2 separate regions of the Mus musculus genome follow, and region 2 is linked to region 1. The links are chromatin loops, found by intact Hi-C in ENCODE. Cell type or tissue: heart. All regions are shown on one strand. Each heading gives the region's core, and the rest is flanking DNA. Links, peaks and the distances in the headings are about the cores only.

What was found. Peaks named below come from ENCODE experiments on the same cell type or tissue, not always from the same donor. Only the 100,000 strongest peaks of a DNase experiment are listed, where the experiment ranks them.
Region 2: a loop joins it to region 1, with 7 times the contacts of the local background. A loop is called at or near these places in 12 of 42 quality-filtered maps.

The regions. Positions count from the first base shown.
Region 1 is chr7:116,316,094-116,332,287 of GRCm38, reverse strand. It overlaps Rps13 (ribosomal protein S13), which reads left to right. Exons shown (of 6, transcript NM_026533.3): 6 at 705-781. The coding sequence ends at 738. Among named protein-coding and RNA genes, the nearest start is that of Snord14a, 9.1 kb to the left of the region's middle. In heart, for the core only: a CTCF peak has its summit at 8,490 (motif pointing right); no DNase peak of the experiment used is centred there.
Region 2 is chr7:116,252,931-116,269,124 of GRCm38, reverse strand. All of the region lies in intron 3 of Plekha7 (pleckstrin homology domain containing, family A member 7), which reads left to right. Among named protein-coding and RNA genes, the nearest start is that of Gm44867, 30 kb to the left of the region's middle. In heart, for the core only: CTCF peaks have their summits at 6,897 (motif pointing left) and 8,092 (motif pointing right); no DNase peak of the experiment used is centred there; H3K27ac peaks cover 3,732 bases.

The DNA.
Region 1 (16,194 bases), core at 4,475-12,474:
TCTCTGTCATAGTAGTGGGGAAGCTTGCATGGATGATATATAATCACATGACAGTGTTCTCTTGAAATGTTACCTAAGCCAGGCATGGTGGCGCACGCCTTCAATCCCAGCACTCAGGAGGCAGAGGCAGGCAGATTTCTGAGTTCAAGGCTAGCCTAGTCTACAAAGTGAGTTCCAGGACAGCCAAGGCTACACAGAGAAACCCTGTCTCGAAAAACCAAAAGAAAAAGAAAGGAAGGAAGAAATGTTACCTAGAGGCAAGCAGGTCTCTGCATTTGAGGCTGGCCTAGTCTACACAGTTACTTCCAGGACAGCCAGAACTGGTTGGTTTATGATGCTTGGGGGGGGGGGGGGTCCTTCTAAAGGTAAGAAGAGGGTCATAGTTGATAGATGCTGATTAAACTATGAATGAAATCCCCCCCTTTTGTTTGTTTCATGACTTGTTCGCTATGATAAGCATACAGACATTGACTGTTTATGGCAGATAGGTTGATCTTTCCACCATTTGGCCACTTAGATTTGGCCTTAGACGTCTGGCTGAGAATGAGCCTGTCCATCCTCATGCTTAAACTTAGGGCTTAGTTTGATGCATTGTATGCAATTGGGTATTGTAGCGGTTTGGGGATAGCTCCAGTCACCAAGAGAGTTGATGGGTCCTGAAGTCCGGTACTAATCCCAGTTTCTCTCTCTTTTTTTCCCCCCAGTGAGTCATCCACAGCCTCTGCTCTAGTGGCATAAATGCTGTTGTGTGCACAAGCAATAAAATCACTTTGAGTAACTTGGTGTTTTGTGGTTCTTTCTGCGTGGCTGCTGCATGTGTTTGGGAGTGTTTGGCATCTGTTTAGTGGGTGGTTTCCCTGGCCACTTAAACTACTAGTCCAGCTGGTACAAAGGTTGGTGGGTTGTTACTATCAACATGTAGGAGAACTGTAAGACACTAGGAAGTTGTGAAAGTTTGAGTTCTCTTGTATTCAGTGTTTAAAATGTGTGAGGTGTTAATGAGTATAGCATTGTTGACTGAGTGGATTCTGTCTTCCTAGGGGTGTCTTAAGGAAAGCTGAAGTCCGTACATTCCAATTGAGGAGTGAATTACTTTGGCTGCATCACAGTCATGTAGTCTGGTCAACAGGATGGATCAAACTCCAACTCCTTTTTTTTTTTTTTCCTTTCTCGAAACAGGGTTTCTCTTTGCAACTGTGGCTATCCTGGAACTCTGTAGACTAGGCTGGCCTTGAACTCAGAAATCCGCCTGCCTCTGTCTCCCAAGTGCTGGGATTTAAGGTGTGTGCCACCACTGCCTGGCCAAACTCCCACTTTCAAAAAGAGCCCGACCCTTAGAGATTGTATTTGTGTGAAGTCTGCCATGTTGCCTAGACAGTAATGATGCTACACTGAAGTAATTGTCTCAGGGCTGATGATAGGGTTTGGCAGGTTACGGTGCTGGTGGAAAGAAACTTCGTGAATTTAAAATATGGCGAGTGTACACAAGTATGTAAAAACTCATCCTAGTAACAGAATGGGATGAAGGTCTGGATACTGTGATATATGACTGGTTATAAGGATTTTAACCTGCAGAAATGTGGGGATACAGTGCTATTGGGTGAGATAGCAAGGGCAAGGGGGTTAAAAGGTATGTAGCATGTTAGTCCTATATTTGGGCATCAGGCTGACTGAGGTCAGGGCTACACAGTGTAACCCTTTCTCAAAACCATGCGTTTTCCAATGCTGTTTGCTTTACCTGCATATTGACGATTGTTAGCAGGCTGGCTAAGTTTAGAAACTTGCCTGTGTACTGAGTTCTGGCATTAAAGGCATGTGCCTCTCCCAGTTAGGTACATTTTACTTTAAAAAGCATTTCATATTCTTGGTTACATCTCCGACCCATGGAAACAGCAGGTCCACAATTTGTCCAAATCTGTTCGAGTGAGAATCTAAAATTTTCATGTTTTCTTCAGTTGTCTTCCTTTTGAAGGAAAGTGACCTGTATCTGCTACATGCCTTAGACAACACTTGAAATGATCTATTTTTATAATAGTTCCAGGTTCATGAAGACCACCATTACCAAGGTTTGTATCTCTGGCATGTGCTTTATTCTACATTGGAATGAAGGATTCACTGGCTTTTAGTAAGCTTGTAACAGTTTGTCTTGCTCTTGAGTGTGGGCATATGCACACCGCAGTGTGTCTATGGTGGACAGCTAGCTTTAGGGATCCTCACCCGCCTTGGTTCTTGCCCTGCACTGAGTCCTGCTAGCTGGCCTTTGAGCTGGCTGACTGTGCTTCCTCCACTCTCCATCCCACATAGGAGTGCTGGGTTCACTGTAGCATTTATAGTCATAAACCAGAGACAGACAGGCCTGATCATAGCAAGACCCTTTCTCAAAAAGGTCGGTGAAACCCGGGCTGGATGATGTCTCTGAAATTGATCATTTGCAAGAGTTTGGTTCCTAGCAATCCTGTCAGGCACTCACACCACCTGCCTGCAGTTCCAGGGGATTGGATAACTTCTGCTGGGCTCTCTGGACATGTACTTAACACAGACATGGAGTTTTTCTTTTTTTTTAATTTTTAAAAAAATAACTGCCAGGACTGAGAGATGGCTCGGTGGTTAATAGCACTGACTGCTCTTCCAGAGGTCCTGAGTTCAAATCCCAGCAACCACATGGTGGCTCCCAACCATCTGTAATGGGATCTGATCTCTTTTCTGGTGTGTCTGAAAGAGAACAACAGTGTACTCACATAAAAATCTTAAAAAAAAAAAAAAAAAAAAAAAAACCTCACTCGGGGCCGGGCTTGGTGCCTTTAATCCCAGCACTCTGGAGGCAGAAGCAGGCGGATTTCTGAGTTCTGAGGCCAGCCTGGTCTACAAAGTGAGTTCCAGGACAGCCAGACCTATACAGAGAAACCTGTCTCAAAAAACAACAAAAAAACCACCTCCCTTGGGAGGCAGGGGCAGGTGGATTTCTGAGTTCGAGGCCAGCCTGGTCTACAAAGTGAGTTCCAGGACAGCCAGGGCTGTTCAGGGAAACCCGGTCTCGAAAAAAAAACAAAAAAACCATGCCCTTGACTTTCTCAGGGCGGAGCTGGTGAGGCTGCCTGATGGGTAAGTGCACTTGCCATGCAGTCCCGGTCTGGGTACCACGTGCTGGAAGGTGAGAATCCACTCCTGTGAGTCGTTCTGATTCCCCCCTAAAACTGTAAAATAGAAGTCATAAGCTAACCTCCAGTCTCGGTTAGTAACTCAGCGCTTTCAAGATACTCTAAAGTGCTTAACCGCTGCACAGGACAAGACAATGTCTCATGTTTTGAGACAGGGTCTCTCTGTATAGCCATGGCTGGCCCTGAACTCTGCATAGTGGAAATGATTAAGACTAGGAGACAGTTCTTTTCAGCCTCTCTGTTGATTGACAGAGAAATGAAAAAAAGTCTAGATTGGAAATAACTTTCTGTAAAAACCGTCTTGGTGTTAATTGTTCCTGACTTAGGAGCAGGAAGAGATTGGTGTTGCTGTGAAGTCAGCTGTCGGTCTTCTAGCTTCAAACCCGCTCAGGTCGCCTCCTCTGCTCTTAGGACTCACTGCCCAGCAGTGCACGAGCTGCAGTAATACCCAGCTTTTAGTTTTCATTTGGTCTGCAGGGTGCTCCGTACCCTTTCAGCCCACTGCTGCCCTGCTGCTGTGGGAAACCTTGAATTACTCCTTTGACAGCTTTACCAACCCCATTCTCTTTTTCTTTTCTTTCTTTTTTTTTTTTTTTTTTATTTTTTTGAGACAGGGTTTCTCTGTATAGCCCTGGCTGTCCTGGAACTCACTCTGTAGACCAGGCTGGCCTTGAACTCAGAAATCTGCCTGCCTCTGCCTCCCGAGTGCTGGGATTAACGGCATGCACCACCAAGCCCGGCACCCCCATTTTCAATTCTCTTTTTCAGGGCTTATTTGCACATTAGACTTTCTGGTCCCTCTAGTTTTCTTTTTACTATTTATTCATTTCCATCTTATTCCCTTGCAGGTTTCAATGTTATCTTTTAATCTTGATAATTTTCTGTTTTACTTCCCTTTAAGTGCAGAGGTATGCTGTCTACCTGATAGACAGTGCTTACCTATTTCTGAGATGTAGAAACACCACACTGCTTGGCTTTACACCACTAACGGGGGTGATACAGTACGGTGGCTCGTACTTCCTACCCAGAGGAGCAGGCACAGATGCTCAAGAGCAGAGATAACAGGAAGTGACGTGAAGTAGGAAGCGTGCTTGCATTGACAGAGTGATGACAGTTTTCTTGAACATAATTTTTCTCACAAGTCTAATTTTTAGTAAAGTTGATGTTTAACTGGCTTGCAGGATTTCTGGCTTTTTTTTTTTTTTTTTTTTTTTTTAAAGATTTATTTATTTATTATATGTAAGTACACTGTAGCTGTCCTCAGATACTCCAGAAGAGGGGATCAGATTTCGTTACGGATGGTTGTGAGCCACCATGTGGTTGCTGGGATTTGAACTCACGACCTTCGGAAGAGCAGTCGGCACTCTTAACCACTGAGCCATCTCGCCAGCCCCCTCTGGCTTTTTTTATAACTAAGAGTGAGTTTCTCTGTGTGTAGCCCTAGCTGTCCGGGAATGACCTCTGTAGACTGGCCTTGAACAAGAGATCCACTTGCCTCTACCTTCCAAATGCTGTATTAAAGGTGTGCACCACCACCGCCTGTTGGATTTCCGATTGTTTTTTTTTAATGCAAATCAACAGTTGCACAGCCTCTGACATTTCCGTTCCATTTATTTGTTTGTTTGTTTGTTTTGGTTTTTTGAGACAGGGTTTCTCTGTGTTGCCTTTGCTGTCCTAGAACTCACTCTGTAGACCAGGCTGGCCTCGGCCTGCCTCTGCCTCCGGAGTGCTGGGATTAAAGTGCCACCACTCCTGGCTATTTATTTATTTTATGAGTACATTGTTGCTGTCTTCAGACACACCAGAAGAGGGCATTGGATCCCATTACATGTGGTTGTGGTTGTCAAGAATTGAACTCAAGACCTCTGAAAAAGCAGTGCACCTAACAGCTGAGCCATCTCTCCAGACCTGGATTTCTGAAAATTTTAACAGTTGGCTCTTGTGAGCCCATAGAAGCCAGCTCTAGAGCTGGGCATGGTGGCGAATGCCTTTAATCTCAGCATTCAGGAGGCAGAGGCAGGTGGAGCCCTTGAGTTTGAGGTCAGCCTGGTCTACAGAGTGAGTTCCAGGACAGCATGGGGAAACTCTGTCTTGCCCACCACCACCCCCAAAGAAAAATTTGTACCCATTTTAATTTTGAAATTCTATTTGTTTGTGATTGTGTGCATGTATATATGCATGCCAAGGTAACTGGAGAGGCTAGAAGACAATTGATTCTTTTCTACCATGTGAGTTACAGGAGGTGAACTCAGGTTGTTAGGCTTGGTGGCACCTTACCTGCTCAGCTGTCTTCTCAGCCCACCCCTAATTTTTAAAAGCTGATGTATTTATTTTCATTTTGAGTGTCTGTCTGCACCACATGTGTGCAGTTCTGGAAAGTTAAAAACAGTTGTGATCCGGGCTGGTGAGATGGCTCAGTGGGTAAGAGCACCCGACTGCTCTTCCGAAGGTCCAGAGTTCAAATCCCAGCAACCACATGGTGGCTCACAACCATCTGTAACGAGATCTGATTCCCTCTTCTGGAGTGTCTGAAGACAGCTACAATGTACTTACATATAATAAATAAATAAATCTTTAAAAAAAAAAAAGATATCATTGTAGGAAACCACTTTGTAAACTTTAAAAAAAAAAAAAAAAAAAAAAACAGTTGTGATCCTCCTCCATCTAAGGGTGGGAATTAAATCCCGGCCCTCTGAAAGGACAGCCAGTGCTCTGGGCCATCTCCACCCCCATTTTAAAGACAATAAAATTGCCAGGTGTAGTAGTCTGAGCCTGTATCCCAGCCTTCAGGACACAAGCAGGAAGAGTAGAACAAGTTGGAGACTGCTGGTCTACAAGCAAGTTTTAGGCCAGCCAAGGCTACGTGATAGATACCCTGCCTCAAAAAGTCAAAACAAAACAAACAAATGAGGGTGAAAAACCTGAGGCTCAGGAAAGTAATTAACTGTGAGACTCACTCAAGTCACAGAGGTGTCTAGAGTTCTGTCCTTACAGCTTTACTGTCATGGTACTTTCTGAGGTTTGTTTGTTTGTTTGTTTGTTTGGGTTTTTTTTTTTGGTACTTTTTGTTTTATAAAATATATCTGGTGCACACCTTTATCTCAGCACTGACAAGCCAGAGGCAATGGTTCCTCTGAGCTGGACCCCAGCCTGGTCTATGTAGTTACAAGCAATGAAAACCTGTCTTAAGACAAGGGGCTGGAGAGCTGGCTCAGCGGTTAAAAGCACTGACGGCTCTTACAAAGGTCCTGAGTTCAAATCCCAGCAACCACATGGTGGCTCACAACCATCTGTAATGAGATCTGATGCCCTCTTCTGGCATATCTAAAGACAGCTACAGTGTACTTACATATAATAAATAAGCCTTTTTAAAAAGACAAGAATTATAAATATAATTACTATATTTTTCTAGAAAAATCAACACACACACACACACAAAAACAAAAAACAAGCAAATGAAAAATGAAAGAAGAAAGGTAAAAAAAAAATCCATCAAGTTAAGTGACTTTAGCTGCCACCCTACCCACTTCATTTATTTTCCAGGACAGGGTCTCTTTGTATCCCTGCCTGGCCTGGAACTGACTATATAGCAGAGAATAAAGAACCCCTGATCTCTTGCCTCCATCTTCCAAGCACTCGGAATGCCTTGGTACCCAGCTAGGTCCTTTGATCTGGGGAGGCAGGATACTGGGAATGGGGTCCAGGGCGTTTGAACAGTGTCACTGCAGAGCACTTCTGTCTCCACTGTTCTCTTAACACTGTCAATCTGTCTGATGGTGTTACTAATATGTACAAATCAGCTTGCTTTAGTCAGAAATGGGGGTGGTTTTCTCAGCTCCACGCTGGTGCTGTTTCTGCCATTGTAACCTTACCTCCGTCACCTTGCTTCTTACACCGTTATGTGTTGCTGTGGCTACAAACCAAATGAAATGTTTAGCTGAATTCCCAGGTCAGGATAACGGTCCCTCCCTGAGGCAGAGCCATCTGGGGAGTTTGAGCTCGGGCTAACATTGCAGTTCTAAGTAAGGTGGCAGGCTTTGCCATAGTTGTCTCCATGGGGCTTTGGGTTTTTTGTTTTGTTTTGTTTTTTGGTTTGGTTTGGTTTGGTTTGGTTTTTTGGTTTTTCAAGACAGGGTTTTTCTGTATAGCCCTGGCTGTCCTGGAACTAACTTTGTAGATGGCCTCAAACTCAGAAATCCACCTGTCTCTGCCTCTCGAGTACTGGGATTAAAGGCGTGCACCACCACGCCCGGCTCATAGTTGTTTTTTAATTGCCAATAATTTCTTTAAATCTCTGTGGGGTCCAGAATTATGAAATCAGCCCGTTCACTCAGCAAGTGTTTCTAAGCTTGTCATTTTAGTGACAGGCTTCAATGAGGAACATTTTAGGAGCTAGCTGCATAGCTAATGAATTGGCTACATCATGTGTATTGGGTGCCTGCTATAAACAGAGCTCTATGCTAGGTGCTGATGAGATGATCACAAATGATCGTGTACCTTAGAAGGTTCACAGACTGCTGGACATGGCGGCACACACCTGTAATCCCTCCATTTGAGAGGTACAGGCAGGAGACTCAGAATTTGAGATCATTTTTGACTATTTAAGCTAACTGAAGGCTACTCTGCTTAAGGAGACACTGTCTCAAAAAGACTCAAGACTGTTGGTGCGGGCTTTACTCATTCAGTGTGGAAGCTTTGCGCTGGAGAGACTGCTCAGCAGTTAAGAGTACTGACTGCAAAAAAAAAAAAAAAAAAGAGTACTGACTGCTCTTCCAGGTCCGGAGTTCAAATCCCAGCAACCACATGGTGGCTCATAACCATCTGTAATGGGATTTGATGCACTCTCTGGTATGTCTGAAGACAGCTAGAGTATATATATGTGTATACTTCTGGTTGCTGCAGGTGCCAGGCATGCATATGCTACACACATACACACATATGATTTCTGAGTTCAAGGCCAGCCTGGTCTACAGAGTGAGTTTCAGGATAGCCAGGGCTACACAGAGAAACCCTGTCTCGAAAAACCAAAAAAGAAAAAAAAAGAAATAAAATAAATTTAAAAATATATATATATATGTTATATGTATATATCATAATGTGATTAAATATATTTTTGTTTGTTTGTTTTTGTTTTTCTAGACAGGGTTTTTCTGTGTAGCCCTGGCTGTTTTGGAACTCACTCTGTTTTTTTGTTTTTTTGTTTGTTTGTTTGTTTGTTTGTTTTGTTTTGAAGTTTTCATTCTCCTGCCTCTATTTCCCCATGCTGGATTACAACCCAAGACAAACCCTCCAAATGAGACAGGCAACAGGCTTTGCACTGCCGGGGAGCCCAGTAGAGGGCAGCAGGGGCCTGGCTGGCCCAAGCTTCCTTTCAGTCTCGAGTGACTGAGCCTGGACAGTCTTCTGGAGGAGAAATTAGGTTCAGTACTGAAGAAGGAAAGTAGAAAGTACCTTGCGGCCTTGGGAGAAGATGGCCTGCATAAAGCTGGAGAAACGAGGATTGATGCACGGAAACAAACGTGTGGGGATGGAGATAGGTTGCGGGCCAGTTAGACAGGGGCTGTCTGTTTTGTATATGCAGCTCAGAGTGCCTGACTCCCACCACACTTAGTGAAACTCAGAAATGGTGGTGCAGCCCGAGGGGGGGAGTGAGGTCAGGAGATGAATGGAGGACAGAAGAGAAAGACGGGTTTACTGACTGAACACCTACTAATGCCACGTGGTCATGGGTCTTTCAGTTCATATTTTTGTTAATTTTTAACTGTATGCTATGTCTAAATATTTAAATGTTTTTGTTCTTTGAGAATTTCATGCAATTTTTAAGTTATGATTTTTATTTTAAATGTATGTATGTTTTAACTGTGTGTGTGTGTGTGTGTGTAGCATATGCATGCCTGGCGCCTGCAGCAACCAGAAGATGGTTTAGATCCCCTGGAACTCTACCTACAAATGGATATGAATCACACCATGCAGAACTGGGAATCGGAATCGAACTCCGGGTTATCTGGAAGAATAGCTGATGCTTGTAACTGATGGAGCCATCTCTCCAGCCACACTAAATATTAAAAAAACTACAATTTCCTTTTAAAGTTTCAGGGCTCAGTTGGTAGCATTGAAATGCACAAAGTGGGTTCAGTCCCCTGTGCCACATAAAACCTGGTGTGGTGGTAACTCAGCTGGAGTTCCAGTGGAGGCAAGAGGTCAGGAATTAGCCTCTTCATTCAAAAATCATCATTCCAGGTTATCCTCAGGTGGTAAACAGCCTGAGTTCCAGGCCATCATTAGGCACACCCTGAGTTCCAGGCCAGCCTGGGCTACACTAAATGAGAGATTCATCCATGTTTTCTTCTTTCCTTTCCTTTCCTTTCCTTTCCTTTCCTTTCCTTTCCTTTCCTTTCCTTTCCTTTCCTTTTCTCTTCTCTTCTTTCTTTCCCTTCCTTCCTTCCTTCCTTTCCTTCTTTCTTTCTTTTCTTTCTTTCTTTTTTAATTTTTTTTTATTTTTTGAGACAAGGCCTCCCTTGCTGGCCTGGAACTCCCTTTGTAGACCAGGCTGGCCTCAAATTCACAGAGGCTGGCCTGCTTATCCCTCCTGAGTGCTGGGATTATAGGCCACCATGCCTGGCTCTTGCATATTCATTTGAAACATATGCATGTACCTTGCTGGGGCATCTGACACCTGCTGCTTCTCCAGTCTTTAGCAGCAGCATCCAAACTGTGACCTGTGGCCACCTTCAACTGTCACCTTTATTATTAAACAGGCAGAATCTCAGGCCTCACACTGACCCCCAAAAGCAGAGAAAGGGAATCTGCATTTTAACTAAGTGTTCCAGGAACTCTGATGCCTATTAAAAGTATGAGACATTGGTGTAGTGTGTTAGTTACCGTCTTGTTGCTTGGGCTGGAGCCCAGGGTAGCCCTGAACTTACACCGTATCTCAGACTGGTTTTGTCTCCCAGCCTTTCAAGTGCTGGGATTGCAGTCACTAGCTCCCACTGGTGGACTGTAAGAGTTTTATAAATATATATTCTGCACTGTTTGTCAGACAAATCCACAGTGCAGGTTCTCTCTCTGGATAGCATCAAATTTGAGGCCTCCCAAGTGCATGATGGGATTATGGGATTATGGACATATGCCTCCATACCTGGAGACAGGGTGTCACTGTGCAGTCCAGGCTGGCCTGGCCTGCTATGTAAACTAGGATGACACAGACCTATTAGCCCTTGCCTCCTGGATGGATTGAAGGCATGTGTCATACCATGCCCAGTCTTTTAAAATATGTATTATTATTGTATGTGTATGAGTATTTGCCTGCATATGTGTACCATGTGTATGCCTGGTGCCCATGGAGGCCAAAGGAGGATGCTAGATCTTTTAGAACTGGGGTTAGAGATAGATATGAACTGAGATGTGGATGCTAGGAACTGAACCCAGGTCCTGTACAAGAGCCAGTGCTCTTAACTGCAGAGCCATTTCCAGCCAGGCTTTTAAATGAAAGATTTACTTTATTTGTGTGGGTGTATAAATGTGATTGTTTGTGTTTTCAGGTGCTTACAGAGAACCGAAAAGGGCATAAGAGGCTGGGCAGTGGTGGCGCATGCCTTTAATCCTAGCACTTAGGAGGCAGAGGCAGGCAGATTTCTGAGTTCGAGGCCAGCCTGGTCTACAGAGTGAGTTTCAGGATAGCTAGGGCTACACAGAAAAATCCTGTCTCAAAAAACAAAAACAACAACAACAAAAACAAGGCCGAGCATGGTGGCACACGCATTTAATCCCAGCACTTGGGAGGCAGAGGCAGGCAGATTTCTGAGTTCCAGGCCAGCCTGGTCTACAAAGTGAGTTCCAGGACAGCCAGGGCTACACAGAGAAACCCTGTCTCGAAAAAAACCAATAAATAAATAAATAAACAAATAAATAAATAAATAAATTAAATTTCTTTCTTTTTAAATCCTTATTTCAGCTGAATGCATTTGGGCTGTGAGAAGCAGCAGGGGACCTAGACTTCCCAGAGGCCCAGGATGTATCTGAGTCTGCATTCGTCCTGAGGACTCTCTAGTTGCTGCTAGAAGAGTGAAGTTTTAGATGAAAACTCTTCTCCTTCCCCTCCTCCTGCCCCATCCTCTCCCTGTCCTAGCTTCCACCCTACTTTCTTCCCTCCCTCCCTCCTTCTCACCCTACTCCCTCCCTCCCTCCCTCCACTCTGTGCTGGGGATTGACTCCAGGCAAGTGCTCTATCCCTGAGCTCCCCAGCTCAAGATCAAAACCTCTAATATATGTCCAGGCTCACAGATGGAAAGAAAAGATCCAACACATATATACGGGTGAGGCCGACCTTCCTTAGCAAAGTGTGTTAGCACTGGAGGTTCACAGACACATTACTTAATCTTCTCTATAATTCTTCTCTTTCTTTATACTAGGGATGGAGCTCAGAGCCTCAGGCATCGCTGGCAAGGGCTCTGCCACTGAGCCTTAAGCACCTCTTTGTAAAACGTTATTGCTCCTGTTGTATAAATGTAGGTACATGTCTGATAACTAGTGGGGTAAAGACTGAGAATTTGTGCCTGTGGTGGTTTGAATGAGATGCCCTCCATAGTCTATAAGGCATGTGAATACTTAGTCCCCAGTTGGGAGTCCAGTTTGGGCTGGAGGAAGCATGTCTCAGGAGCAGGCTTTGAGGTTTCAAAGCCTTGTCCAATTTCTAGTTTGCTCTCTGTGTTTCCTGCTTGAGGTTTAAAGTGTGAGCTCACAGCTGCTTCAGTTTCCTGCTGCCGTGCTTTCCAGCTGGGATGGTGATGGGCTCTTATACTCCTAGAACCAGAGCCCAAAATAAAGCCTCCCTTTATTAAAATAGGATGTTTTATTCAGCAGTGGCATAGCAACTTATACATTGTCTTATGACACTGTTTAAAAAATAACCTTTAAGAAAAAGATTTATGCCGGGCGTGGTGGCGCACGCCTTTAATCCCAGCACTCGGGAGGCAGAGGCAGGCGGATTTCTGAGTTCGAGGCCAGTCTGGTCTACAGAGTGAGTTCCAGGACAGCCAGGGCTATAAAGAGAAACCCTGTCTCGAAAAAAATAAATAAATAAAAATAATAAAAAAAAGAAAAAGATTTATTAGGGGCTGGAGAGATGGCTCAGCGGTTAAGAGCACCCACTACTCTTCCAAAGGTCCTGAGTTCAATTCCCAGCAATCACATGGTGGCTCCCAACCATCTGTAATGGGATTTGATGCCCTCTTCTTACCAGAAGACAGCTATGATGTATTCATATATATAAATAATTTAAATAAATAAATATTTTTTTAAAAAAGAAAGAAAAAGATTTATTGCCAGACAGTGGTGGCACATGCATTTAACCCCAGCATTTGGGAGGCAGAGGCAAGCAGATTTCTGAGTTTGAGGCCAGCCTGGTCTGCAGAGTGAGTTCCAGGACAGCCAGAGCTATACAGAGAAACCCTGTCTCAAAAAACCGAAACCAAAACCAAAAAAAAAAAAAAAAAAAAAGAAAAAATATTTATTTTTATTCTATGTGCATGACTGTTTTGCCTACATAGTTGTATGCGTACCATCTATGTCCCTGGTACCTGTGGATGTGAGAAGAGGGGCCAGATCCCCTGAAACTGAGTTAATGACTGCTGTGACTATCATGTGGATAATGGGATGCAAACATGAGGTGTCTACAAAAACAGCCAGTACTTTAACCACTGAGCCATCTCTCCAGCCCACCACATGGCTCTACATCTTTGATGCTTACGACCTCATTAGATTGTTGACAAGCAGAAAATATCCAGCAAAATACCACAGCAGGGGTTGTTTTAAGAGCAATTATGGAGGCTTGGGGGTGAGTGTGCTGGAGAGATTGCTCAGCAGTTAGGCAATTGGGAAGAATGTATTGCTCTTCAAAAGACCCAGGCGACTCAAAACTTAAGCTCTAGGGCATCCAACAGTCTCCAAGAGGAAACCACGCTTATATTTATGTAATTGAAAATAAAGACAGTTGAGGGCAGTGAAGAGGACTTGCTCTCCTCCAGCAGACCTAGGATCGGCTCCATCACCCACATTAGATGGGGTAAGCTCAACTCCATGGAATCCGACACTCCTTTCTGGCCTCCATAGGCATGTGCACACACCCACATGGACACACACACTTGCACGTAAGTTTTCAAAAGCATAAAAAGGGAACACTCACACATTGCCTGTTGACTTCCATTCTGGGACAGATTGCAGACATAGTGATGGTGCTATAAAACACCACCTAGTGACACTATACTCATCTTTGAGGAAGTCACTCTAGGATATGTCTATAGGATGAAATAAAATCACCCAAATATTTCTACAGTCAGAGTCCTTTTAGGTAACACAGGCTACCTTAAACTTGTGATCCTCCTGTCTGAATCTCAATAGAGCCAGGGAGAGAGACACCACCTCCACACTTGGCTCCAAGGACACACTTCTTACCCTCTGTGTCTGTTGTCTAACAAGGCATGGCTATGACTTTCTAGGGTGTTCCATTGCTTCCCACAGGAGACCAGTTGCAAAGCAGGAACCTGTTTATATGAAAAGGCATTAGGGACTTTTGTTTTGTCTAATGTAAAGTGTTTCCAAAACAGTAATTGGGCTTGTAGACTGTGCCTTGGGGATGTTTACAGATGCTCTGGGTATGGGCTAGGCTGTGTCCCTGTGCTCTTGGAATCTGTAGTCACTGAAGCATGCTGCACCAGATCTCAGGTCAGAGGATCAGGGCCAGTCCACTCTCTTGAACAATGTGTTAGCCGTGGTTTTGTAATTCCTAGTAAATCTGGAAAGCTAGCTGACTGACTGACTGACTGACTGACTGACTGACTGACTGGAGAAACAGCTCAGCAGTCAAAAACACTGGCTGCTCTTCCAGAAGTTCTGAGCTCAATTCCCAGCAACCACATAATGGCTCACAATCACTTATAATGGGTTCAGATGTCCTTCTACCATGCAAATAGAGACTCACATACATAAATCTTAAATAACAACAACAATAACAGACCCAGTCTAGAAGGCTTTGGGAAGGCGTGAGTATGGGATGTCTGGGTATCGCAGAGTAGGGAAGGAAGGGAAACCTTCTTGGTCAAGAACAGGGCAGCAAAGAAGCAGAACAGGTAAGGAGCATGTCTCTGGGAGATGCTCCCAGGAGGTAGAACATGAGTGGGAAAGGGTGGGGCCTGGTGAGAGAGGTGTCTCTAGGATGCTGTTGCTGACAACACTGGATACACAGAAAACTCTATTTTGAAGATCAGAGGGAAATGGGCCAGGTGGAGGAAGTCTTTAATCCCAGCACTCAGAAGACAGGCAGGAGGAAGCCTGTGAGTTAAGAGGCCATCCAAGACTACATAGTGAGACCCTGAGTCAGTCAAACAGACTAGAAGGTGGTACACTGGTGTACTGGTGTAGCTGTCTTCAGACACACCAGAAGGTGGCATCAGATTCCATTACAGATGGTTGTGAGCCACCATGTGGTTGCTGGGAATTGAACTCAGGACCTCTGGGAAGAGTAGTCAGTACTCTTAACAGCTGAGCCATCTCTCCAGCCCAGATTATCTGGTAAATTTGTGACCATTCTCAAGGTGACTGCCTGTAGAAATTAAGACGTAGGCCGGGCATGGTGACACACACCTTTAATCCCAGCACTCGGGAGGCAGAGGCAGGTGGATTTCTGAATTCGAGGCCAGCCTGGTCTACAAAGTGAGTTCCAGGACAGCCAGGGCTACACAGAGAAACCCTGTCTCAAAACAAACAAACAAACAAACAAACAAACAAAAAAAACCCAAACAAAACAAAAACAAAAAAGAAAGAAATTAAGACATTTGTGTTCACTGTCTGCTTCAGTGAGCTTCTAGCTGCTACTGGCTAGAAGATGTAGGTAGCTACAAAGGTATCATGAAAAAGACCATGGGGGGGGGCTGATTTTAATCTTTGAGCTTATATAGATCCTGTGGGAGTATGGATGCCCTTGTTCATTGGAAGTGCATCTTTTTGCTCTGTTTTGATTGAACCCAGCTCCCAGCTCCTAACACACAGCAGTCAAGCCCTCTACCTGAAGTCTTCCCAGGCACGGACACATCTGAAAGGGCCAGGGATGGGATGTGTGCGGTGGTCCCAGGACATCATGTCAGAACATAGGTGTCAAAAGAGTAGAGAACAAGCGAAGATTTCTTTGTACTTTACGTGTAATTGAAAGAGATAAAGAGAGAAATATCAAGAGACAGTGTATATGTGGGGGTGGGGTGGGGACGACACAGAATCAGAGACAGATTTTAGTTAGTTTTTGGCTGAACCTAAAAGGAAAACGGATGCAGAGAGAGCAGGATAGCTGGGAATGGAGAGCCTGCAGGAAGACATGAGGACACATGATCTTTCTGCCTCAACCTCTTGAGTACTGGGATTACAGATGTGTGTTACCATGCCTAGTTTTATGTGGGTACTGGGGATTGAAACCAAGGCTTCATGAAGACTAGGCAAGCTCACTACAGGGGGAACCTTGAAGTCTTCTTGTAGGGGGGGCTTCAGAGCAGGTGGGGAAGGGAGTCTACTATGGAGCACCTGGCCATGTCTGGTGTTCTATCTTCAGTCTTCTGTAGTGATGGTATTCTCCTGCCCTTCTCATTTCCTTACTCTGGTAGTGAGAGCTTCTAACTGCAGGAACATGATGTGTGGGTCAGCAAAGCTCTAGGATTTTTGTTGTCAGCTACCATGCCCCATAGTTTGGTGAGGAGAGAAATATGTAGAATCACAAGGCTGGCTCATTCCAAAGCCACCAGGTCATGCTGTCCCGAGATAGAAAACATACAAGCCGGGCAGTGGTGGTACACACCTTTAATCCCAGCACTCGGGAGGCAGAGGCAGGTGGATTTCTGAGTTTGAGGCCAGCCTGGTCTACAGAGTGAGTTCCAGGACAGCCAGGGCTACACAGAGAAACCCTGTCAAGAAAAAAACAAACCAGCAGGGCGTGGTGGCGCACGCCTTTAATCCCAGCAGGCGGATTTTTTAGTTCGAGGCCAGCCTGGTC
Region 2 (16,194 bases), core at 2,943-10,942, 62 kb after region 1:
ACAGTGTTCAAACCATCCTGGTACAAGTGTTTATTTGTCTAGGTCAGAGCTGAGCTGTGGACTTGTCTCTTCAGCGACCTGACTTGGAGAGTGCCTTTATGTTGAGGAACAGATGTAAGTGGCGGGAAGCACACAGAAAGTACTCCCTGGGACTTGGGTGCTGTGGACGCAGTTCTCCATGGTTCTCGGGGTGCTGTGGCATAGTACTCCCTGGAAAGACTGATGCATACCATGCTGCAGCTGTGAGGGCCAGGGGCCCTGTGGCCCTAGCAGAGCTGAGTCATTCCTTCTCTTCCCACCTGGCCAAGGTTCAGGATAACCAGCTCCTGCCAGATCTTGGACACCCCGCTTAGGATCCTGGAATCACCCGGGTTGTTGTTGTTTGTTGTCTTTGCTGGAGGAAAAACAGAAGTGTGCTTGGGAAAACCTGATGGTAGCTTGGCTGGACTGTGGGGCTGGCTGAGGCTTGCCCCAGTAGACTGCTGTTCAGAGGCTCACTGGAGAAATTAGGCTTTAATGAGAATGCTCTTTCCTAAACTTTAACTGGCCAAGCCACTGGAGCCTGTGCAGTTAATAATGTACTCAGAGTGTTGCTGAGCTGAAATTTAACAGCCGGTTTAAAAACACAAGGTAGGGGATTTAACAAATAGGGCATAGAGAACACGTGTGTCCTGGAGTGATTTCCACCCCTGTGACTTTGTGCTGACTGGGAGTATTGGTGCCTCCTCTCTGGAAGGTCGTTATCCTGTCTCCTTGTCTCTGAGGAGTAACAGCGTACAGCCCATGTGCAGATAAGCCGGGGGGCTGTGTCACAACTCAGTGAAGCCGAGATTGAGGCAGCTCCTCCCAGAGTGAGACAGTCCAGGGAAGGAGGCTTTGGTGGAGAAGGGAGTGAGCATTCACCATGTCCCTGCTGCGGCAGACACAGGCAGCAGTACAGTCTTGGGACCAGAGCGGAGGATGCCCCGAGCAGGGTGTGGCTGGCCGCGTGAGTAAGCAGGGAGAGAAGTTACTGCTCAGATATCTGAGATGACAAAGTCCTTCTGAGGAGTTTGCTTTAGAAAACAGAAAAGATTTTTAAAAAACTGAGTGGAAAATTTAGGGGACCTGAAACAAAGGCTCCCTGCGTTCTGAGCTATGTGTGTTGGTGCAGGAGGTGCGCCAGTGGGAAAGCCTGGAGTTCAGTCAGGTCGGCTTCAGCTTAGTCCCTAGGTCTCACTTCATACATGGTCACTGACTCCAGATGTCTTTACGCCTTGCTCAAACTTCCTGGAACCCTGATTGCCTTGCGGTTTATAGTGTGAGGTTCCGAGGCTGGACTCTGTCTCACTTATGTCTATATCCCTTGAAATGCCTGACATTAATAGTGACTTAGTGGTGACTTAGAACTGTGCAGCATGAGCGCACACACATGCATACACGCACTTATGCATGTACACAAATATATGCACACGCACACACTCATACACACATGCATATACCCTCCCTCATGCATCTCCACATATGTGTACATACATACTACATATACATGGAACACACATGTATACAAGTTTCTACATATACATAGTCATACACATGTATACACATACACACATGCATACACACGCATGCTTCTTTCTATACATACCCATGCAGACATGCCTTTGTCCCTGCTCTGAGTTGGTCCTCACTATCTTTAGATACTTCCAGAGTTTTTCTTCTTTATACACCTTTATTCTTATATGTTTATTGAAAGATGCAGCATTCGACAAGCAGGCAATGCACCCATTGCTGTTGTGTGGACTTTCTCATAACTGCTCTGTGAAGTAAATGCTGTGCTAATGTCATTGTTTTTCTGATGAAAAAAAAAGAGGTAGACAAAGAACTACATGTGTTGTGGTTTGTGCTTGGAGTCCCAGCACCCTGGAGCTGAGGCAAGAAGATTGCTGTAAAGTTAAGGCCAGCCTGGGCTACATAGTGGAGTTCAAGGCTACAACAGTTTGTAGATATGCTGGGGTACAAGAGAAAGGCTATTTCCTGGGATCGAGTATAGCTTAGGGGTTATCAGGGTATGGAGAAATTGGTTCTCATGGAATTGCTGTAGGAGTGATCAGACATCTAAACTGAACCATCATGTGACCCAGCAATTCTACCTCTAGGTATAGACTCAAAGAATTGAGAGCTGGGCCCCAGTAGTTGTACACTGTGCTCTTGTGACAGTTGTGGTAGCCAAGGGATGGAAAGGGTCCCAGTGTACACCAACGGATGACATGGATAGACAAAATGTGACCTCTACATACAACTGAATAGTATCTGTCCCTCCAAAGGAGGAAATATGAACTTCAAAGACATTATGCTAAGTGGAATAAGCCAGTCACCAAACAACAAACACCAGATGACTCCAGTATACAAGTCACCTAAACTGTGTAGAGGTTTCCAGGGCTGGGTGAGGCAGAAATGGAGAGTTGATGCTAACTAATGGTATCAGTGTCTCTCTTGTCTAATGGAAACTTTTAGAAATAGCCCTGGGCTGGGACTGGAGAGATGGCTCTGTGGTTGAGAATGTTTGCTACTCTCAGACGGGCCCACGTTTGCTTCCCTGCACACACATGGTGCACTAAACTCACATGGGCACACACACAGACATATGAATAAATAAATATTTTTAAAAAGAAAGAAAGAGTGCTGGGTTGGGGAGATGGCTCAGTGGGTCAAATGCTGGCTTGTACTCACAATGGCTTGGGCTCAGTCCAGGACTTCATAAACTGGGTATGGTATTGTAGGCCTATACTTGGGAGGATCAGATGATGGTCAGATGTTAGCTACATAGCAAGTTCAGGGCCAGGCTAGTCTACGTAAGAGCCTGTCTAAGAAACCCAACAAAAACCCCAACAAAAACCAAAACCACCACCAACAAAACAACCACAGCAGTGTTTAGAGCGCCGTGTAACTGATGAAGCTGAGCACAGAGGGGTCTGAGCTGGAGCGGAAGGCCCTGTCATTCATTCTTTTGTTCAAGTGTGGTACAGCTGCCAATCAGATGCCACAATGTCCCTGTTCTGTGGACATTTTCTACCAGACACCAGGGCTGCTAGAATCGGACACCTGTGGCCACACCCTGGACATTCTGGTTGACTGTACCAATAGCTCTCCTGCCTCCCCAGGGGGAAACGGTCAGGATTTAGGCCACTAAGTGCAACCATTTGTCCCCTTTTTTGTCCTCTTTCCTCTGTCAGCTGATGACAGCTGTAACTCAGTGCCCTGTGGTCAGTGACATTTCTGCGATGTTCCAGTGTTGGCGTCGTGTTCAGAAGCAGGGGCTGCTGTCTCTGGTATCCTGAAGTAGGGCATATGGGTGGTTTCAGAGTTAAGCTTGCTGTTTAGCATATATGGCGAGTTAGAAAAACCCCAACTTTTACCTCCACCATTAAAAATGAAAGAAAAAGTCCTAAGTTAAGCAAGGTCTGAGGTATCTACAGGTTCCTCACCAACCTGGAACACAAACCTCTAAAAATAAAAGGTGCTGAGCTCTAGGATACAAACTGTGGTGCTTGGTCAGGTGCTTGGCCCTCAGCTCTGTGCCCACCACCCCTGTTACAGTCTGAGCTGCACAAGAGGAAGCTGATGGCCCAGCGCCTCCTGGGAGAAGGAAAAAGGCCTTGGCTCCTGGGTGCAGGAGGGGATGGGGATGCTGACTCTGGTGACTTCGCAGGCCACCGTGGTTCCCCTGCTCCTCCTCCCCTTCGCAGACTGTACGTTCACTCTGGTTGTCCTGGAGGAGCAAGCACTGCCGTTTGCTGGTGGCTGGCCCACAGTTTGGGTCTTGTGGTTTGGTTTTTATTGCTCCTGGGTCCCCGGCAGGTTAGAATGCTAGAAACATCCTCACAAACACAACCGTTAGGCCTGAGCAAGGCGGCCCATACTCAGTGGCTGAAGCTGATTTTCGCAAGGAGAGAGGCTTGCCGGGTGTTTTGGGAGATGAATGCTGTGTGGAGGTGATAACCATAGCTGAAAGATCTCAGGCGCTTCCTGCTCTCCCTGTCCGTCTCCAAGGGCCTTTCGGCAAACAGCCTCAAAACAGCCCTTTTGCTGGACCCTGTGGTAGCGTCCATCCACGTAAGCGTAAGAAAGCAGAGGCTCACTCCTGTCCAGAGTCACACCCTGCAAAAGGGTGCAGGCCCAGTATTGTTTCCAGGCCTGTGCCTCTTAGGTGGAGAAAGACTGTGTGTGTGTGTGTGTGTGTGTGTGTGTGTGTGTGTGTGTGTGTGTGTGGATGTGGGTGTTTCAGTGCCAACGCTCTTGTTTGGGAAAGGAGACAAGTTGATGTATTTGCCCCTTTACTCCCTGTGCAGTGGGGATGGGGCCAGGCTGGTGGTACATGCTTTCAGCCTGGTGACTTTGGCCAACCAAGGACATACTCATGAGCACCTACCCACAGCAGTCCCTCTGTGCTGGTCCCCTCCTGTGACACCACGGCAGTGAGGTGGACGGTACTGTTCCCAACACTTGGGAGGTGAGGGAGGGCTGGGGAGGGGATGGGGGGCGGACTGAGACTTTGAGAGGTGACTTAAACTGCCGGAGTTAAGTAGCTAGTTAATGGCAGAATCTTATTTGGATGTCAGAGCTGACTGAGGTCTTGCCACCCTGGCCCAGGAGGGTGCAGCAGGGAGTCCTTGGTCTTTTTAACTCCTGGCTGTGCTTCCTCTCCTTGTGTGCAGATGCCACAGAGGGTCTGAGGACCAAGGCTGAAATGGCTCTGACACCTAGAGTAAATGCTGCACCAGGGAGAATAACAGCTGCAGATGTCCCTTTCGGGTGTGGCCAAAGGTGGGTGCGGGGCTGGGGGGGGGTGTTCCTTTTCTGGGCCACTTCTCTGTTCTCCGTTCTCCGGTTGCCTGCAGCCGTAACTGTAAACTCTCTGGAGCTCTGGCTGCCTGGGGCAAGCTGAGGCTCACTCACTGCCTTTGCCCTGCAAGGCGCCAGGAGACTCTGATGAGCCCCTCTCAGTGCCCGGACCACCTTGAGAAGCTGCGGTGCCTTTCACAACCTTTCCAGCCAAGCTTCGGGGATCCTGTCCTTTTATCTGGAACTTCGGTAGTCCTAGTGAGTGGTGGAGAAATGATTTGGGAATTGGGGTGGTTTGGGGACCTCCGTGAGGAAGGTTTTCTGAATGACTCCATTTTCTTATAACCTGAGTGCTTTGTGTTTGGGGAAGGGGGAAGCTGTACCCAGAAAATGAGAAGGGACAGCTCTGACAATGAAGACCCAGGGCCCCGAGGGTTCAGGGACAGTGGCCTGTCTGGAGGGTTGGAGGGGCAGCTACTGGCTGGGTCTGTCCTCTGGAGGTCTGGTCAGGGCCACAAGGGCTGGAGTAGTGAAAGGAAGTTGAAGTTTAAAAACAAGTTTGGGTTCAGGGAACTGGCAAGTTACTTACTGCCTGTCCAGGCCCTGCAGGCCTCAGTGTCCCCAGCTGGGTGCTGGGGATTAAGTTGCCTCCAGGCTTGGGGAAGCCTCTGCTCTGGGTGTAGCTGCTACACAGCCTATTGATGTTGACATTATTTAAGTGCCTCTCCTGTGGCTGAGCAGCCCCCTGCGGGTGGAGAATCCCCTCAGGCTGTGTGTTCTCTTTCCTTTGCACCCTGCTCTCCTGAATTTGTGGGTAGCAGCTGCCTCTGCTGATGATAGATACGACCTCACACCAGTTAGCTTTCATGTGACTGAGCGGCTTTCCCAGAATCCCCCTGGATATTCTTCCCTCACCTTCTGACCGTGTGTAACACCCATTTCTTTTCCTTTGGCGTGCATGCCTCCCGCACTCTAGCCCCTCACTCACCTTGAGGGCCTAGCTGGCCTTCACCTTCACGCCCATGGTGCCAGGCACTCAGAGCTCAGGAAGTAAGGACTACGGCACTTGTATCTAGCGCCTTGGTTTCCTTGTGTTTCCTGGGTGCCTATGCTTCTTGCATTGGTACCTGATGCGTGGAAACAGTAGCAGGTTTCTTTAGGGCTGGTGGAACTCGAGGCTGTGAGCTGGCTACAGGTGAGCAAGGGCTGTGTGTTCTGGTCAGAAGGGAACAAGTTTCAGATCTCGAGTGGAGGGGCCAAAATGTGTTTCAGTGTGGAGGAAGCCAAGAGGACAGGAGGGCAGGAGAGTGGATATGGACTCTACTCTGAGGAACAGTGATGGGGCCTGGTCAGTATTAGTACTCTGAGCTCCCAGAGTCCTGGGGAGTGCAGATCGGAGCTCCAAGAACCCACCAGAATCAGCCTGCTCCTTCCCTGTGTTTGGCCAGAGTGTCAGGCTCCACCCCACTGCACCTGGCCATCCCCACCTTCCAAAAAAGGAGAGAGCTTGAGCCAGGAACTGCAGGCTGATAAAGGAGTTTTTCATTCTGGGGGCGTTAATTGACACAGATTAGATTTCAGTTGAGTGGGCCTTTTGTTGCAGGAGCCTTTCTAATCAAGATGGTCTCAGTACTTCTGTAGTTTCTCAGAGTCAATTCAGGTTCATTACCTTGGTCTGTTACTGGCCTGGGCATTCAGACCTGATGTGATTACTTTTGGCCTTGATGGGTTGTTTCAGTTTTTCAAATTTGGTTTACTCCTGGGCTGACATCTCCCTCAGAACTCACCCAGGGAGGATGCTAGGCCCAGAAGAAGGCAATTCAGGCATGCAGGCACATTGCTTGGCTGTGAGATTTCATTAAACATTTACAAACATGTTTTCTGCAAATTCCTGAGATAATCTGGCACAAACACGATGGGATTCGGATTCTCTTCCACTAGTCATGTTTATTTATAATTCCATCAGCTCCCACTGTGTGGAGAGAGAGTGGAAAGTAATCAGAAGTGGCATTGCGGAAGTCAGCTCACTGCTGCCTGTAGTCCTAGCTCCTGGGGATCTGACACCTTCTTCTGGCCTTTGTGGGTACTACACTAACCTGAGCCCCCCATCCTCCCCAACAGCCACATGATTAACATATTTTCAAAGTCATCAGGCGTGATGGTGCCTTTAATCCCAGTATAGACAGGTGGATCTTTGTGAGTTCAAGACCAGCCTGGTCTACTTATCAAGTTCCAGGACATGGAGAGACATTGTGGTCCCCACCCCCATCCCTACCCCCTGCCAATTTTTTGAAATTCATGTAATATAGTCTTTTTTTTTAATTAAAAAGTTAAAAGCCATCTATTTTATGTTTATGTGTGTTTTGCTTGGGTATGTGTCATTGTACCACTTAAATGCCTGGTACCCTGGGATGCCAGAGAGGGTATTGAAATCCTGTAACTGGAGTTACAAGACGGGTATGAGCCACCATGTGGGTGCTGGGAATAAAAGCTGGCTCCTCTTCAAGAATAGATAGTGCATTTATAACGGCTTTGGTTTTCAGCTCTGTTTTAATTGTGTGTGTGTGCATGGATGCTTGTAAGGTATATTGTGCTTAACATGTTGTGCTGAAATATATTCTTGTATCTCAGTTTATATACCCCCTATGCAGTTTGGTTTGAAAATGATGGTTGCAGGCTCTTGTGCATTTGCGTGCAATCTCTCTCTCTCTCTCTCTGTCTCTCTCTCTGTCTCTCCCTCCATCTCTCTGTCTCTCATTCTTGGTGCACCCCCCCCCTTCTCTCCCTGCTCTACGCTGCTCCCCCCACTGCAGCTCTAACCTTTGGCTCCTTACTGTAATATGGAAACTCTTATCTCTTTTGTCAAAGCTTTCCCTTACCTTAGCAAGTATGACTAATACTGCCTGGAAGCAGGAAGGTGATAATGCCTGCTTTGCACAAAGGAAGCCCTATAGCTCACTTCTGGTCTTTTGGGAGCATCTGGACTGTCTATTGAATCTTTGTGTTAAGTGCAGCATAACTTTTGCCTAGACAGATGACCCTCTCTATATGTTCTGGAGACTGGGTGATTGGAGCAGCTTCCTGTCTCTTGCCTTCTTGAAGTCAAGGCTGTATGTGATGTCCTGTAGATAGGGGATGAGGGCCACAGCCAAGAGGAGATCTCCCACAAAAGCCAAGAAGGAAAAGCCTTTCTCTTTCCCACGTCACAGAGCTGGCTTATGTGTAATTAAAAGAGAGCCATCTCTGAACCTCACTGTGACATTGTCCTGTGGGGCAGCAGAGGGAGCCACTGAGGTGGCTGATGTTTGTTGTGTAACTTGATCAAGGCATTCATTTCCTCTGGGCATCCATATTATCAGTGGGCGCTAACTTGCCTGGGGGGATTACAGCCCTCTGCAGAACTGCATGTTGGACCATCATTGATATTTTTTCCCTCTAAGCCTAGCACAGTGCCTGGTGTAGGGTGAGCATTCAGGGTGTGTGTATGTTTAATACATTTCTATGACAAACAGCAACCGTATTTTTGCGAAGGAAACCATTTCTAAGAATCCGCTCAGTGCCCTTTGAATGGCTGTGCGGTTCTCTGGACTTTCCGTGTATCCAGGTGCTGGGTCTGTGTGAGGTCTGTTGCTGTTGCTGTGGTAAACCACCATAACCTTATTTGGACGTAAGGAGTTTAGATGGATAAGATGGAAACCATGGCAGCAAGCTGCAGGCATGGCCATACGAGCAGAAAGCTGAGAGCTCACATCTTGAAGCACAGGTAGAAAACAGAGCAAACTGTAAGCCTGCTGTAGCCTATAACTCATGGGTCCCTATGCATTTAGAGTTCCCTTTTTGTAGAAATCCTTTTAGATTTTCTAGTGTCCTGTCCTGCATGCAGCAGTTGTGAGATATATTTGAGTAATTAAAAAAAAATCTATCCATGAAGTCAGGGAGGTAGACGTGGTAGAGGAGGTTTTAATGCATCGTTGTTTGCTCTGCTTTATATGCTACGTTCTCTTATTCCTTTCCAAAGAGTGTTCTGGGTCATTTCTGGTCCTGTGACTTTTCAAATACTCTCAGAATTTCATGAATTCTTTTTTCTTTCTTTTGAGACAGGGCTGCTATAACCTAGGCTAGCCTCAAATGCTCAGAGCAGCCAGAGATGACCTTGAACTTCTGGCCCTTCTACCTCCTGAGAGCTGGGATCACCGTGCCTGTTCATGGTTTATGTGGCGCTGGGGCTGGAACGCGGGGCTTCCTTCACTGTGCTAGATAGACACTCTCCAGTTGAGCTCTGCCCCCACCTTCATGTTATTAATTCTTTATTCTTAGCCGGGCGGTGGTGGCGCACGCCTTTAATCCCAGCACTTGGGAGGCAGAGGCAGGCAGATTTCTGAGTTCGAGGCCAGCCTGGACTACAGAGTGAGTTCCAGGACAGCCAGGGCTACACAGAGAAACAAAACCGAAAAACTTTATTCTTCCAGCAGTGTCAGGTAAGAAGACAGTTATAGTTGTGTTTTTATGTAATAACTTCTTGTTATTGTTTAATAAACTATGTAAGACCAGGCATTCTGCAAGTGCGACTTAGCCTGTGGTGTACTCTCTGTGTTTATGCTTTTTAGCTGGCACCGCCCAGAACCTAGCCTGACTCTGACCCTGTGCAGATCCCTCTGCGTATGAGGGGTCAGTTTCTAAACCTTGTCAAAGATTCCCTCATTGAGTCAGTTTTGTAAACTATTTTACTATCTGACTATAGCCCTTACCTCGGCGTGCTGGAGCTGGAAGGGAAGAACACAGACTCTAGTGGGCTTTGCATTTTCCTACAGAGTACGCAGTTTTGTATACTTGAACAGGAAAACAGAAACACAAGCTGCAACAATATGTTTCTTTACAGGCAGCCAGGTAAGTTTAATCCTGTTAGCAAAGAGTTTGTGTTGAGCGGTAAATGCAGTACTAATTAGCCACATGTTAGCCCTTAATCAGCCCAGCTTGCTCAGTGTAAGCTTTGTCAGTGTGAGTTCTGTTAATGCAAAATACATGAAATGTCACGTGGCAGCTTCATGTCAGGGGTGTGTGTGTGTGTGTGTATGATCTCAGGGCTAAGTTTGATTGCTTTTCAGCCTTTAAATTATTATTATTATTATTATTATTATTATTTGTGCGTAATATGCATATGTGGGCACCGCACACGTGGAGGTCAGAGGACAGCTTGTGGAGTTACTTCTCTCACTTGTATGCAGGATCTGGGAAGCTAACTCAGGCTGTCAGGCTTTCCTTGAGGGCGTGTCTGGTGGAGGCTGTTCCTGTTCACTCAACAGAGGTGACCTGGGCACCTCACCTCTCTCTCCCGTGCTGGCAGGGAGGTTGACCTGATCAGTGAGCATGCCTGCGGTCTTTCCTCCCTCTAGCTGAGTGACCTTGGGTGTATGATCTTGCTTCTAGAAGATGGCTCCTCAAAGCCATCGTCACCTCCGTGAGGTGGGAAGGGTTAAAGAAGCCATACAGAATTCCCAGCACTGCACCTGACAAATTGCAAGGACTCAGGGGATGTGATTTAAAATAGTGAGCGGGGTACTAGCGCAGAGACAGAATGCTCTCCAGCTCTTCCGGAGCTGGCAGTTGTGTGTGGGAGGCAGACATGGAAGGGGTGATTTCTCCGTGTGTGCCAAGAAGGATTCACCGAGTGTTGTGAGAGTGAAGAGGCAGGGGGTAAGCAGCTGGGAAGGAGTGAACGTGGGGCGGGTGGGGAAGAGAGTTTTACCATTATTTTTAGGTTTGTTTCCGAGTATGAGCGTTTTTGCCTGCATGTGTGTATGTGCACTGTTGTATGGGCACACCTGCCTTCCCAGGGTCCAGGGAGGTCAGAAGAGGCACGGATCCCCTGGAGCTGGAACTATGGGTAGTTGTGAACCGTGGGAGCTGGGAACCAGATCTTCTGGAAGAGCAGAAAATGTTCTTAATCATGGAGGCATTTCTCCATCCCTGGGGAAGAGGTATTTGATTTGGGGTTTAAGGACCATGGGGTTCAGCAAGGATGGCAGAGGAGAGGGTGAAGAGATTTGGAGAAGGACATTGTCAGAGGTCCCTTGGCCTGGGGATGGGAGGCCGAGGAGTCCAAAGGTAAGGTTAGGCATGTGGATCTAAGGGCAGATGTGTGGGCGAGCACAGGCGTGTGCCTACGGTGCTTGAGAGGCTGTGGTGGCAAGGCCAGTCGCTCCTGAGCAGCTGATTGAAGGGCTCTATGGAGCATGCTGAGGGATTGGACTATTCTACACCAGCAGGTATTTCCCTTGTTCGCCCGGCTTCCTTTCTTTGTGTATGTGTTCGTGGGGGTGTGCATGCCGGTGCACGCATGTATATGGAGCCAGAATTTGACATGGGTGTCTTCTTCTCTACTTTGCATTCAATCTTGTTCTTTTTTTTTAATTTATTTTTATCTTGTATGCATTTATATTTTGCCTACATGTGTATCTGTGTGAGGGTCTCAGATCCCATGGAGCTGGAGTTACAGACAGGTGTGAGCTGCCATGTAGGTGCTGGGAATTGAACCCGAGTCCTCCGGAAGAGCAGCAAGTACTGTTAATCACTGAGCCAACTCTCCAGCCCTGTCCCCTTTAAAGATTTGTTTATTTTATTATTTTATGTGTATGGGTGGTTTGCCTGCATGTGTATCTATGCAACACGTGGAAACCTGATGCCTTCAGAGGACAGAAGAGGGTGCTGTATCCTCTGGATGTGGAGTTACAGGTGGTTGTTAGTCTCCATGGGGATGCTGGGAGTCGACTCTGGGTCCTCTGCAAGAGCAGCAAGTGCTCTGAACTGCAGAGCCAGCTCTCCAGGCCCTTCTCTCTTGCTTTTTCGAAGCAGTGTCTTACTGAACCTTACTGAGCAGTGTCATGGATTGTAGATGCATGCTGGCCACTTCCTGGATGAGTGCCAGTGGACACACCCAGGTCCTCATTCTTACAACTGCGCTATCTTCTCAGTTCCCAAGGTGCCATCTTCGAGTATCCATCCATCCATCCATCCATCCATCCATCCATCCATCCATCCATCTCTTGTATGTATGTGTGAGCACCACACAACTATCTGGGGAGATGGAATGTGTATGTGGAGGGATACATATGTACCATGTACTGTGTGGAAGTCAGAGGATAGCTTTCAGGATTCAGTTCTCTCCTTCCATTGTGTGTAGGTTCTAGGGATCAAACTCAGGTTGTTAAGCTTGGTGACAAGTGCCTTTACTGGCAGAGCTATTTTAGTAGCCCTCATTTTTTTGATGTTTGTTTGTTTTTTGTTTATTTGTTTGTTTTTTAATCAACCACTTGTTGAAAACACAGTGGCTTTGTCAGTTTACCAGAGATGCTTCAAAATGCTCTGTTCCCCAGGCCCTGACATTGTTCTTCCGTGCTCCCAGGGATACTGGGATAGCTACCTCTTGGCTAAGATAACCTAGTCCTCTTACTTCCCACACAGAGTTCAGGGATGTGCAGTTCTCTCAGCTGGGGTAGGGCTTTAACCCTTAGGAAGCAGAATGGTAGCCGAGGAAGTGCATGTGCCTCCTCTGTCTCCTGGGTTCAGTGTGTATTCTGCAGCCTGCATGTAACAGAAGGCTCATTAAGACCACGGCAAGTTGGAACCTGTCAGCAGTGAGTTCTCTAATGCTGTTCTCTACAGAAACCTCACTTCTAAGCCTGGAGACTTCACACTCCGACTTAGCATTTCCAGATAGCAGTGAGAGAAGCTTTGGGCAGGTTTATGGCATCCCTAAGCATCCAGATTCTGGGAGCCTCTGCTGAGGTCCCAGAGTAAAGTCCTTCAACACATCAGAACAGGTGACACAAACAATTCATACCCCATAGTCCCCAGACCCTAAATGTAGCCCAAGTCCAGGGCAGAAGTTCTTTTACCCTACACTTGAAGCCCTGTATTATCCTTCTCTATGCTACAAGCTCAGGAAAGAGAAGAACTGGGATTGGGGGTCTTTGGCAGGAGACACATCCAATTCCTATGAACTGGGTCTGCACGACTGCATTGTCTGGAAGAAGGAACTGGAAGGAAGTGCAGAGGCTCAGCTTTGGGCTGGTACAACATGCATGGCTGTTGTCAGTGCAGATTCCCAGACTGGTGTGGCCCATCTTTTAACCTCTAGCAGGACAGGGCCAGGGAAGCCAGCTGCCCTCATGGGGAAGAGCTGTGGCCACCACTGCAGGATCCTGCTGCCCTCTTGAGAAGGGAGTGACTTTTCCACTAAGAGGACAAACAGCAATCGAAGGTTTGTACCATGGTTCTTGTCTGTCTCTGCTGTGATCAAGCTGTGGTCCCAAGAGGCCAGTTGTGCTCCCCCAAAACAAAGCCAGCATCGCCAGGTTCCTGAACGCATGGGCAAAGCAGTAGCATCCCACAAGGCCAGATTGACAAGGAACCGGCTTTGGCAGGACTCCTGATCCTGCTCAGGTACCTTTGGAGCCATAGTCCAACCTTCTGCAGAGTCCATTCAAACTGCCCTTCAGTACAGCTGGGGCAGCTCTTGGGGGCCGAGTCTCTTCCACCCAAATTTGTTGTCTCAACTGCCCCCCCCCCCCATCTCCTTGCTGTCATTCATGATCAGTGAGTTCCAGACACCCATAGATGAGGGTTTTTAGCCTATTCCCTTCTCAGAAATGGATCTTCAATTTGTAAATCTGGTAATGTCTGTCTGTCTAGCCTCTTTCCCTGAGCAGGCATCCATTGTATTGTCCCTCGGTAACTGAAGCAATATCAGAATCACCTGGGAAATTCCTTAAAATTTCCACGCACCTGCCATCTGTCTCGTCTCTCTCTCCTTCCCTCTCCTACTAGAGGCCAAGGTCTTGGGTGTGGGGGGACATGTGATGAAAGGAGTTGCCATTTCTTAAGAGACTGTTGGGGAAGATGGACAGTAGTCAGTTATGTGTGCTGTGACACCGGAAAGGAGGTGTCTATGTAAAGGCAGGAGGATCTGCTATGGATGCCAGAAAGAACCCTAGCGATTCTCAGTATTAGGAGGAGTAATGATGATTTTATACTATAGAGACTTATTCATGTTTAGCTTGGTGGCTCGATCAGAAAACATTAACTATTTTGAGCCCCAGAGTTCTCATTTTTGGGGTGGGGGCAGGATCTCACTCTGTAGCCCAGGCTGACCTTGAACTTGTAGAGATTGGCCTGCCTCTGCCTCCTCTAGCGTGTACAGCTAGAGCCCTTTGAAAACGCCAGCCTCTAGCATGACAGAGGAAATGTAGTCTCTAAGAATGTTTGTGGGAGCGAATCAGTGCTCAGTTAATACTGGCTGCTGGTTGTGGCAGTTAGTATCTGAGGAGATCTTCCCTCCAGGATCCTTGGAGGCGGTGACTGCACAGTAAAATGTCTCCTCATGTTTGCACAGCATGCGCTCAGAGTTTTACAGTCCTATCTGTCGTATCATGCCTGAATATGAGCAGAGTGTTATTTCACTTTAGTCCCAGGTGGGAGGACTCCTGGGAGATAAGGCACATTGCTTTTTAAGTGTTTTTTTTATTATCTTTTATTGGCACATATTCTTTGTACATGGTGATAAGTTTCATACAGTGCACCAGGTACTCGGCCCATCCCACACCCCACAGTGCTGTCCCCTTCTTCTAGAGCAGTGGTCCTCAACCTTCCCGATACTGTGACCTTCTAATACATTTCCTCATGTTATGGTGACCCCCAGCCGTAAAATTATTTTTGTTGCTACTACATAATTATAATTTTGCTACTATTATGAACTGTAGTGTAAATACTTTTGGAGATAGGAGTTTGGCAAAGGGGTTGTGATTTACAGGTTGAGAACAGCTGTGTATATATATATATATATATATATATATAATTATTTTTGTCTATATAAATCTAGAGTCCACAAATTAGAGGGAATATGATATCTGTCCCTCTGAATCTGACTTATTTCACCTTTTTTTGTTGTTACTAGTTTTTGAGACACAGTCTCAAAACTATATATATCTATATGCCTTCCTGGTTAGTCTAAAACTCATGATTTTCCTGCATGAACCTACCAGGTGATGGGAAGTCCCTCCCCCCCCCCCAAAAAAAAAAAAAAAAGAAGAGAGAAAAGGTATTTTGGGCTAAAGAAGTTGCTTTACCTGTTAAGAGCACTGGCCGTTCTTCCAGAGGACCTGTGTTCAATTCTCAGCACTCACTTGGTGGCTCCCAACTGTGTAACTCCAGCTCCAGGTGCTCCAACACCTTCTTCTGGCCTCCGAAAGCACGGGGCACAAATGTGGTGCACAGACGCATGTAGACAAAACACCCACACACCTACAACAAAAGAAAGAGATATTTTTATCATTTGCAAGATCGTTTAGTGCAGTCTCTTTCCAAACAGAGACTGTATTGGAATCAGCAGGGAAATGTCTTTAAAAAACCAGCTTTCTGCCGGGCGGTGGTGGCGCACGCCTTTAATCCCAGCACTTGGGAGGCAGAGGAAGGCGGATCTCTGAGTTCGAGGCCAGCCTGGTCTACAAAGTGAGTTCCAGGACAGCCAGGGCTATACAGAGAAACCCTGTCTCGAAGGAAAACAAACAAACAAACAAACCCCAGCTTTCTTATATTCTGGAGTGTGTACTTGTTCAGAGACAGGGTCTCCTGTCCTCGTTAGCCTAGAACTTGCAGTGCAGGGAAGGATGACCTTGAACCTTCAGATCCCCCCCCCCCCTCTCGTGTTCTGAGGAGACAGGCCTGTGCCACCTTCTGCAGCTTATCAGTGCATAGTTTAAATGTCCTCAGGTTTGCTTTTGTGGCTGTTTGGGATACCTGGACTCTAAGGCTACTGGGTTTCTCCCCTGCTGGTGCTCTTGGGTGATCTCCTGGTCACTGGTCCTTGCTGTTTATGACACTGGTCATGAGTGTGGGCGTCTGATGAGAACAAGGGTGCAAGCAGCTTCCCCATGCAGCCTCTGAAAACGGACACAGTCAGAACCACCACACCGTAGCTTTTATCTTTTAAGCCTGCAGTTGATTTGACAGGATTTATGTTGTAAAATAGGGAGCGAAAGTCAGAGCTTTGGCTCAGCAGCAAATTCTTGATGTTCAAAATCCTCTGATTTGGGAGTTTGGGGATGTGGCTCAGTTGCTTAGCATGCGTGAGAACAACCCTACATCTATAATCCTAGTACTCAAAAGAGATGGAAGGAGGAGAATCAGAAGTTCAGGGCATCTTGGGCTACAAGAGACTCTGCCTTTACAAAAAGTAGTGACACAAGCTTTTAACCCCAGCACTCAGGAAACAAAGGCAGGCGGATCCCTGTGAGTTCCAGGACAGCTAGGACTACATAGGAGAAACCCTGTCTCAAAAAAACCAAACCAACCAACCAACCAAATAAATAAGTG